Linked DNA regions of Homo sapiens: region 2 is linked to region 1. The links are chromatin contacts, found by Hi-C or POLR2A ChIA-PET in ENCODE. All regions are on one chromosome and are shown on one strand. Each heading gives the region's core, a stretch centred on a gene start or an enhancer-like site at or near the end of the contact. The rest is flanking DNA. Distances are from core to core; before and after follow the strand shown.

Region 1 (4,324 bases), core at 888-3,387:
TCACAAATAAGTCATCTAATTCCATGTGTGGAAACACAAGCTTAGAGAAGATTATAAGCCAAATGCCAAATTTGAACTTGGGCTTCCAAACTCCAGGGCTCAGCAAGCAGGCACTGCATTTTTAAGGCCCATCTCTAATAGTTTTTGTTCTCAACTCTGGGCGAGACCTGAGGCCTAAGGAAGCATCCTGGGGACCCAGTGCAGCCCCTTCGCCTCCATACATCTTGAATGCTGGTCTTTAAAGGTCCTTCTCCTGAGGAAGTGGGGCTGAGACTGTCTTGTGTGGTCATGTTTTGTTGGGTGGTTGGGGTTGGGGTCCGGGGGCGGACATCCTGTTCATGCAGCCTAATGAGGAGCTTCCACCTGCCCCTTGTGTTTCTCAGCACTGACCTGCTACCAGGCCCGGCTCTGGGCTGTAGCCAGGGAGGGGATGCCTTCCAGCCTAGCCGTGGCAGGAAGAGGCCAGGAGTCATTTTAGCCATTGGTTTGCAAAAGAAGAAAAGCTTTGCTGCTGCCGCCTGCACGCACCCGCACGCTCACTCCCCTTGATGCTGGAGTGATGCTGGAGAGCTCACCGCTGCTGCTTGCTTTTCTAGTTCTCTTCCTTCATTTTCCCTTTGCAGATTTCACTGATTTTGAATCTCTCACAATGGAGCCCTTGGTTTCCAGAGATCTGAGAAACAGAAAGTGATCACATTTTCCTAGAGGGGAGCTCAACATTCTGCTGGGGAAGTAGGAGATGTCGAGTCTGAGGTCATTTTCAGACACCAACTTGTTTTGTTCTATGAATTTAAGGAGATTTTAGAATTGGGGAACAAATAAAATCATTCTGTCAGAGCAAAGGAGAAACATCTTTGTATATTGCCTTAAGCTTTCCATGCACCGTTAAGTGATTAAAATGCAACTGAAAACTCTGATAGCAAAAAGAAAAATTAATAAATACAGTATAATAAGTGCATAAAGATTATTAGGGGAAAGGAAGACTCTTAGGACCAGCCATTCTATGTCCAGATTTGAATCTGCTTGGAGTGAATCACATATCCTTGAACTACAGTTGCTGTTCTTCTCAGGAATTTGGCCTGTCTGAGTTCATGTAAGCAGAAGCCCACAGATCAAAACCACTGTCAGCCACCAGCACAGCTTTTTGATAGTTTTCCAAGGAAGATCAATAGCACCTGGTCCTCTGGCCATTGTCACAGGTTTGTCACATCCGTAGGTCCTACCGAGATCTGTGGGTCCAGTTACCTCCCAGTGAGCAGAGACTTAATTAATTAATTTATTTATTTATTTTTGAGACAGAGTCTTGCTGTGTTGCCAGGCTGGATTACAGTGGCGCGATCTCTGTTCACTGCAAGCTCCGCCTCACGGTTCAAGCTATTCTCCTGCCTCAGCCTCCCAAGTAGCTGGGACTACAGGTGCGCACGACCACGCCCACCTAATGGTTGTATTTTTAGTAGGGATGGGATTTCACTGTGTTAGCCAAGATGGTCTCAATTTCTTGACCTCATGATCTGCCCGCCTCGGCCTCCCAAAGTGCTGGGATTACAGGCGTGAGCCACCACGCCCAGCTAAGACTTACTTTTTAGGTAGAGCTCACATCTACCTTCCTGGAAAGAGCTTGGAATGTTTAAATTAACATAAATACAGCCCCAATTTTTTTCATTACAGTACCTTTTAGAGTAAGTTAAAATGAAAAGCATAATGTTTAAATTATATAAAATTATGTTAATAGCTATAGCATTATAGCGTATGCCATCTTGACATTTTTGTAATTCCTATAGCGACTGAGGTAGTTTCACAACCCTGAAATCTAAGGCCATTTTCAGGAGCTGTGTTATTTTTTCCAAGAAACTAGAATTTAAGGTTGTCTGTTTTGCTGTCTTCTTTTTTCCGACCGTGGGATTCTCTATGGTGAGCGTAGATATCACTGATTGCCAATAGGCTGTCCGACTGCCTTCAAAGTAGTGTCTGCTTCTTGCAGCTTCTCTGTACATCTGGTGCTTCACCTGGAATTCCTGCTTGCAAAAGGGAGGAATCAAGCCTTATTTAGTCTCTCTTAAGGTTTTCATCATTTGAGCTCTCACCAGTTGTTGCTTCATAATGTCAAAGTCTCGAGCCTTGGAAGGTATCCAGGGGCAAATTCAAAGGCACGCAGCATCTAGCTTGATCCTGAATCCACAAAACCAGCTGTCTTCCCATCTTAGAAACAAGTCCTGTGTAAATAGAGAATTGGAGATGTCACCCTGCCTTTTCCTTAACTGTAACCATTTTCAAAAGTGAATATTGGATATAAACTAAAGTTTATAAACACATGACTTTGCTTGTCAAAAGTGTTCTCTCTAGAAGGCTGTTTATCTGGAATAAAACGCTGCTCCCATGCTGCCAGTTTCTTTTTCAGTGTTGACTTCAGAAGCACTTTACCAACTACACTGGGAAGTCAGTTAGTACTTTACTTTTGTAGGAACCATTCTGTTGTCCCAAACTTTGTGTCTCCTTACGTCACAACTGAGTTCTGTTCCATCCCTCCCTCCTCTGCCACCTGGGGGTGTGAGAAGCAGATTTCAGCGGGAGGAAGGCTGTGAGAGTGGACAGAGGCCTGGGAGAACCTCAGTGCTATTGGGAAGCAGGCTGAGTGCCAGACCAAGCTGATAACGTGAATGTGATGGACTCTGCCATGAATGGGAATTGTACCAGAAGTTCAGTAAGGGAAGTGGAGGGCTGCTTGCTCGAAACAGAGGCACTGAGAAGAGTGTGATAAATTTATAAGCAGACCTGATTTAATGCTACAAGCCTGATCTGTGAGTAATCTCCTGAATAATCTTTAATGAGTAAGCATTAAGTCAATAGACATTGGAAAGAACTCCAGTAACCTAATTCCCCATCCCCCACCCCACCCATGACAATTTATAGCCTCATTTGACACAGGAGGTGATCAACTTGTTTACCTGGCTCTGTTGGGCATAAGTTCTTAGGTCAATAATTGATGCGGTAACCATAATTTTAAATTAATATAATGATTTCCATTTCAGTTCAGTTCATAAAACCTGTCTGCGTCCCAGTATGGTACATGATGAATATAATTTTCCATTTTATAGCTGGAGAAATCGAGCCAGGAAGCAGTGATGCTAGAAGGGGACACTAGTCAGCGAAGTGCTGGTGTAAATGTTTTAACAACCAGCTCTCTGCGGGAAGAAGTCCTGGTTTGTAGTGGATGCCGATTTCCATCGTGTAAATACTCCCACCTTGGCTGATTCAAGCTACCAACATGGCATCACTGAATGCAGAGTTGGGAAGAATTGCACATTTTCAGCTCTTGTGAGCTGGTACTAGCTGGCTGCAGCATAATGGCATTAATGATTCAGTTTCTGGCTTCAGGCTCTTGGATGACCACTGAGGACCAGCTCAGACCACTTTAAATCCCAACTTAACTCTCAGATTCTGCTCAGCCTCTCACTACAGTGCCTTGAAGCGTGTTTTTCAAACTTTGAGTTGTAACCCATTGAACAGTCCTGAACTTAATTTAGGGAGCTGAATGAGCATTTTTTAAATGAAATAGAATAGAGTAAAATAAGAAGAAATGAATAGAACAACAGAAAATATCAGCGTGTACACCACATGTTTCAATGATGGATGATGGATGGATGGATGGGTGGATGGATAGGTGGATGGATGGGTGGGGTGGGTGGGTGGATGGAAAGATGGATAGATGGATGGATGACTACATGTCTATAGCGGGTTGGGGTCAAAAACTAAAAATATTGACCCAGAAGCCAATGTACCTCTGTTTTCTCATCTGAAAGATGGAGTTAATGGAGTTGCCTCCTCCCTGCCTGTGATCAGGCCAGGGGGTGACCAGATCACTCTGTGATAATGCTGTGGTGGTGCTAGCACTCTATCTAATCCACAGTTTATCCATTTGTGGTGACAAAACAGGGCAAAGCAGACAGGTCTGGCTTTGTCTCTTTGGGAGATGGTTGTACATTGTGTTTGGACAAAGTTCCGTCTTCATTGGGCACATGTTTTCTTGGCATTCAGCCACAGCCTAGAGATGCCTCCCAGTGGCTCTCAGCCTTCCTCTGTCCACATGTGTACACATGTGCACATACACACACATGAAGTTCTGCAGTCAGAGGGATCAGCCTTCCTAAGTCTGCTGTGAAATGTCATGGGGGAGAGTCCTTAGGAGCAAGGACTCTGTGTTGGAGGGAACTAGTGAACTTTTAAAAATAAGAGAGGTAATGATGAAAGCTTTCTCCACACTCTCTCCTGAGTCCCTCCTGGAAAAAGGTACAAGGCCAAGCAGTGTGTAGGAGTCATCACAGCA
Region 2 (4,324 bases), core at 935-3,434, 140 kb before region 1:
GGTCACTGGTGCCTCAAGAGGAACACTTCAATATGATGACAGGTGACTAATTAAAAGGGCAGGGCCTGGGAGTGGGGCTGGTTACTAAGCAGAAAGCGCATGCTAAATCAATTGACAATGCAAACACAACTCCGGAGTAGATTTTCAGTTCACATAGAACAATACTATTTTCAAATATTGCTTAAGTAGATAAGAAGCAACTACTTATCTACCAAAAGCAGTGATATGCGGATACAAACCATTCTTATCTATTCATTAAAGCAATTCTCCTGAGTTTCTATACTGGGCAGCAGTTTGTTAATCTAGCTGTAGCATATATTTGAAAAAACATTGAAAGGATGTATATCGCTAACTAGATCTCTCCTCCCAGAATTAGTCTGAATGAGGGTTTAATTTTCAGCACCAATGAAAACAATACCCACATGAGTGAGTCAATTGTGGTAGTGGTGGTGGTGATAGTGGTGGTGGTGACGATGGCCATGGTTGTAGCAGTGGTGTTGGTGGTAGTGGTAGAAATAGCACCACTAGCCTCTTACTATGGGCCGAGCTCTGAGAGAGAGACTGTTAGGACCTCTCGTCCACCAGATCTAGCTTCAGTCTTCTCCTCCACACAAGCTTGAGTTTCATAAAATGTGTTGGGATTAGCAACTGTGCACTGTTGACCTTGTGTCCACAGGGCCTTGCCAAGTTTAGATTTGGAGAAATGTTGCCATCTAGTGCCCCACAGGAGTCTTCACTGTTCAAGCAGCCAAGCCAGTCTCCCTCTGCTTAGCTCCCCCATCTCCCTCCCAGGTAAGAGGCCAGACACGCTGCAGGCCAGAAACGGTGAGTTTGCCCCTTACCTATAGCGGAAACCACAGAAATGTCTCCAGAGATTGTTTTGGTTTTATTTTTTAAATTCCTTTTCTCTTTACAAAATGTACAAATAGAAAGAGCTAGACAGGGGCAAAGAAACAGCAATACAATTAAGAGTTGGTAATGAGTTAACATTTGCCATGTCTAGCAAAACTCAGTGAGGAATGGGAGAAAGATGTTCAGGAGAGCTCCAGATACAGTAGTGAAGTATGTGAAGAGGGCCATTGACATGCACTTCATTGGCACTTTGGGTCACCTCCAGGTGATCCACCTGGATTTTTTCCTCAGCACAGCAAGCACTGTAGACTTTCTCACATTCACCCATCTAAAGCCCTCAGTCTGTTCTCTCAAGCTCATCCTCTTGGCTTTCCGCAGTAACAGCTAACTAAACCCATCAGCTCCTTTGTGCTCTGGGTGTCTTGACCCTCCTCTGTCAGGTAGAAGAGGGATGTTTTCAGTGGAAACTATCAAAGACTGAACAACGATTAGTTATTCTATAAAGGGGCAAGTGGCAAGCCAGGTGGGGAGGGGAGATGCTTAGGGCAGTATCTCTCCAACCCCAGGCCCACTCAACTTTCAACCATGATTTTGTCTTTCATGGTGTTCATACCTCTTGATTTGGATTTACATATTCATTTGTTTAATGCCAATCTTCCCAACTGGTCTATGAGCCCCCTGGGGTTTCTGTTCACTGCTGTATGCCCAGTGCTTAGCAGAGGGCCTGGCACACAGGAGCACTCTGATGAATGCTAGACAGAAAAATTGGTGCACATCTTTGGGGATATTTGGGTTAGTGAATGGAGACTGAGAAGTGAGGCACACCACACCGGCAGTGTTCAGTTGGAAAGAACAATGAGACTTCGTCCAGACTTGTGATTTTCAAATTGTTTAACTTTGGATCCCTTGATTTCCTTGAAATGCTATGTTGGAGCCCCCTCCTGCTTTTTTTGAAGAGAGCCCTTCTCACCATCTCCCCATCCACTTCCACTGGGCCCCGCCAGGCCCGCAAGTGGCTCCAGGTAGCACAGTTTGAAACCAGCAGATCCAATCCCTTCATTTTACAGAAAAAGAAACCCACAGAAGGTGAAAAAATGGGGAAACGTGACAAAGGTGAGAGACAGGGGTAAAATGTGTATGTCAGAGAAGGGAATTGCTTTGTCACATTTTCCCATTATGGCTCTCCTCTGTAATTCCAGAACACTCCGCAAGATTTGTTCTTCCTCATCCAGGAATTCACAGTGTGATGCATCCAGCCTGGGCCAGAAACAAAAGAGGCCTGGAGAGAATGTCAGGGGCGTGGTGTAGAAGTCGAACCTTGCTTGGTAGAGGCGGTGGCTTTGAGGACCCTGGCGATGGAGAGGGTGTGTACACTGTTAAGGGCCCATCTGGGAAACCGCAGCCTGTGGAGATGTTGGGGACAAAGCCTTTTTTGTCCTTTGCCACCCGTAAGGCAGTGCTTTTCTGAGCAGCTCTAATTATAAATCCCTGTCCTGCTAAGATGGGTAAACTTGGCAGCATTTGAGATCTGCCTTGTGTCTTAACTATTTCTCAGTTGGTTTGGGCTTGGCAAAACCCCAAATGCATTTTGCCAGGCACTCTTTCCCTTAATTTCTAATCCCTTGAGTGGCTTAAAGGAAATTTCATCCATATGCTTCTGAGTCACTTACTGTGAACTCATTTTTTGGTAAAAGAAATATGTTCTCAAGCCAGCACAGTCCAGAGAAAAGCACGCTTTTAGGCTGAAATGGGTCATGCTTTCTTGAGGAAGAATTTCCTGGATTTTCTGAGTACAAAGAGAGAAGGGGAGCAATAGTTCCTGTCCCCACGTTCCTTCCCCTTTCTGAACATGCTTTCTTGGGGCTTGCCTGAAAGCCTCCTCTATTGTTTATGAGGCTGGCAAATGCCATATCTGTGTTTGGATCTAAACAAACTCTGTGGGTTTGTGGTTTCTTGAAAATTCCCATTTTTAACCTAAGCTGGAAAAGAAACAATTATTGAACACATACTACATGTCAGGTACATCTTGGCAGCCTGGTAAGACAGACATTATCCTTGTATACAAGGAATCTGAGAAGTGGAGATATGAATTCACTAGACAAGCTATGTACTTCATAAAACCTGAAGTCAGAATTCACATCTAGAGCTATCTGACTCCCAAGTTCATGTTCTTTCCACCTGGTTGTGCCCATTCCCATGCACAGACAGGAGAGGAGGCCCAGCACATTCTAGTTGACAGTCATGGGTCTAGTAGTGGGCATACATTTTTTGCAAAGTGAACAGAAACTGAACTTGGCATTACTGCAAGAGTTACCCTTTTCTTATTGACTCAGAAGAGTTTGGGATGCTGCCTTGTTCACTGTGGTAAGATGTCAGACGTAGAAATTGCCAGTCTCAAAAGTGAAGTTTTTGATATTGCTACTAATAATGACAAGCTTCTAGGTATAACTATCAGCTGATAGGAATTACAGGTAATTACAGGAATTCTAGGTAATTACAGGAATTACAAGAACATGTTAAATGATACCATGAAGATGCAATCAGCAAAATGCAGAATGGTAAAAATTCTGCAAAACAAATAGCTCAGTTTCTTCAATAAATAAACGGCAAGAAAACAGGAGGGCAAGGAAGCCTACAGACTATGAGCGACAAGAGCTATTTCAGCAGCATGCAATGAGTGCGTCTTATTTGGGTCCTCATTTGAACAAACCAAGAATAAAAAGGAGATAATCAGGGAAATTTGAGAACTGACTGAATATTTTATAATATTAACAAATTATTTTTTTTAGATATGATAGTATTGTGATTATGTTTAAAATAAGAGAGATTATCTCTTATAAATACTGCTGAATTATTTACAGATGAAACAATATGATGCCTTGGATTTGTTCTGAAGTAATCTCAGGTGGGGTCAGGAGGAGGGTGGACATGATTGGGGAGAAAGATGAAAGGATGAAATAGAGATTGGCCAACTTTACTGAAGGTGAGTGATTAGTACAAGGGGTTCATTGGATTAGTCAGATGTTTATATGCTTGAAAGTGTCCATAATAAAGAAAAATTGTTTTAATTATGATGATCAAAATTATTCTAATGAATTTAAATTTCTTTCTTCCCCACTTGTATCTTAATCTTTACAACAACTCTTTAGAAGTTCTGACATGAACATGCTATAGGTTTTTGTAGTGCTGGTGGTGGTGATGACTTAAAAGGAGGAAGGAAGAAAGGAAGGAGGAAGAGAGGAAGGGAAAGAGGAAGAAGAGAGGAAGGGGAAAGAGGAGGGAGAGAGGGAGGAAAGGGAAGGTGGAAGAAGAAAAGCTGAGCCGATGGAGGAGGGAAGTAATTTCTCATCAAAGAGAGCCAAGTTCCTGAATACTCAAGTCCCAAAATGTACAGTTCACATGGGTTCAAACTTCGCCTCTCACTTCCCTGACATCCGGATTGCCGAGCTGAAGTGTAGGTGTAAGCCTGGGT

Evidence for each region. Hi-C counts contacts between places; a loop is a spot of excess contacts on that map. ChIA-PET counts read pairs that join two places held with the same protein, here RNA polymerase II (POLR2A). Pooled maps may share reads with other maps.
Region 2: a loop to region 1 is called in a pooled map, with 2.1 times the contacts of the local background. The contact joins two enhancer-like sites. A Hi-C loop is called at or near these places in 9 of 37 single-sample maps with no recorded cell type and 15 of 50 pooled maps. POLR2A ChIA-PET finds 5 or more read pairs at or near these places in 2 of 52 experiments (activated T-cell and activated naive CD4-positive, alpha-beta T cell).

Annotation. Positions count from the first base shown.
Region 1 is chr7:105,793,329-105,797,652 of GRCh38, reverse strand. All of the region lies in intron 2 of ATXN7L1 (ataxin 7 like 1), which reads left to right. Among named protein-coding and RNA genes, the nearest start is that of ATXN7L1, 81 kb to the left of the region's middle. RefSeq lists enhancers at 413-913, 1,983-3,182. Within about 2 kb of position 2,137, at least 11 of the 41 ENCODE cell types and tissues checked have a DNase peak (open chromatin) inside an H3K27ac peak, as active enhancers do.
Region 2 is chr7:105,931,156-105,935,479 of GRCh38, reverse strand. No RefSeq gene overlaps it. Among named protein-coding and RNA genes, the nearest start is that of CDHR3, 30 kb to the left of the region's middle. Within about 2 kb of position 2,184, at least 8 of the 41 ENCODE cell types and tissues checked have a DNase peak (open chromatin) inside an H3K27ac peak, as active enhancers do.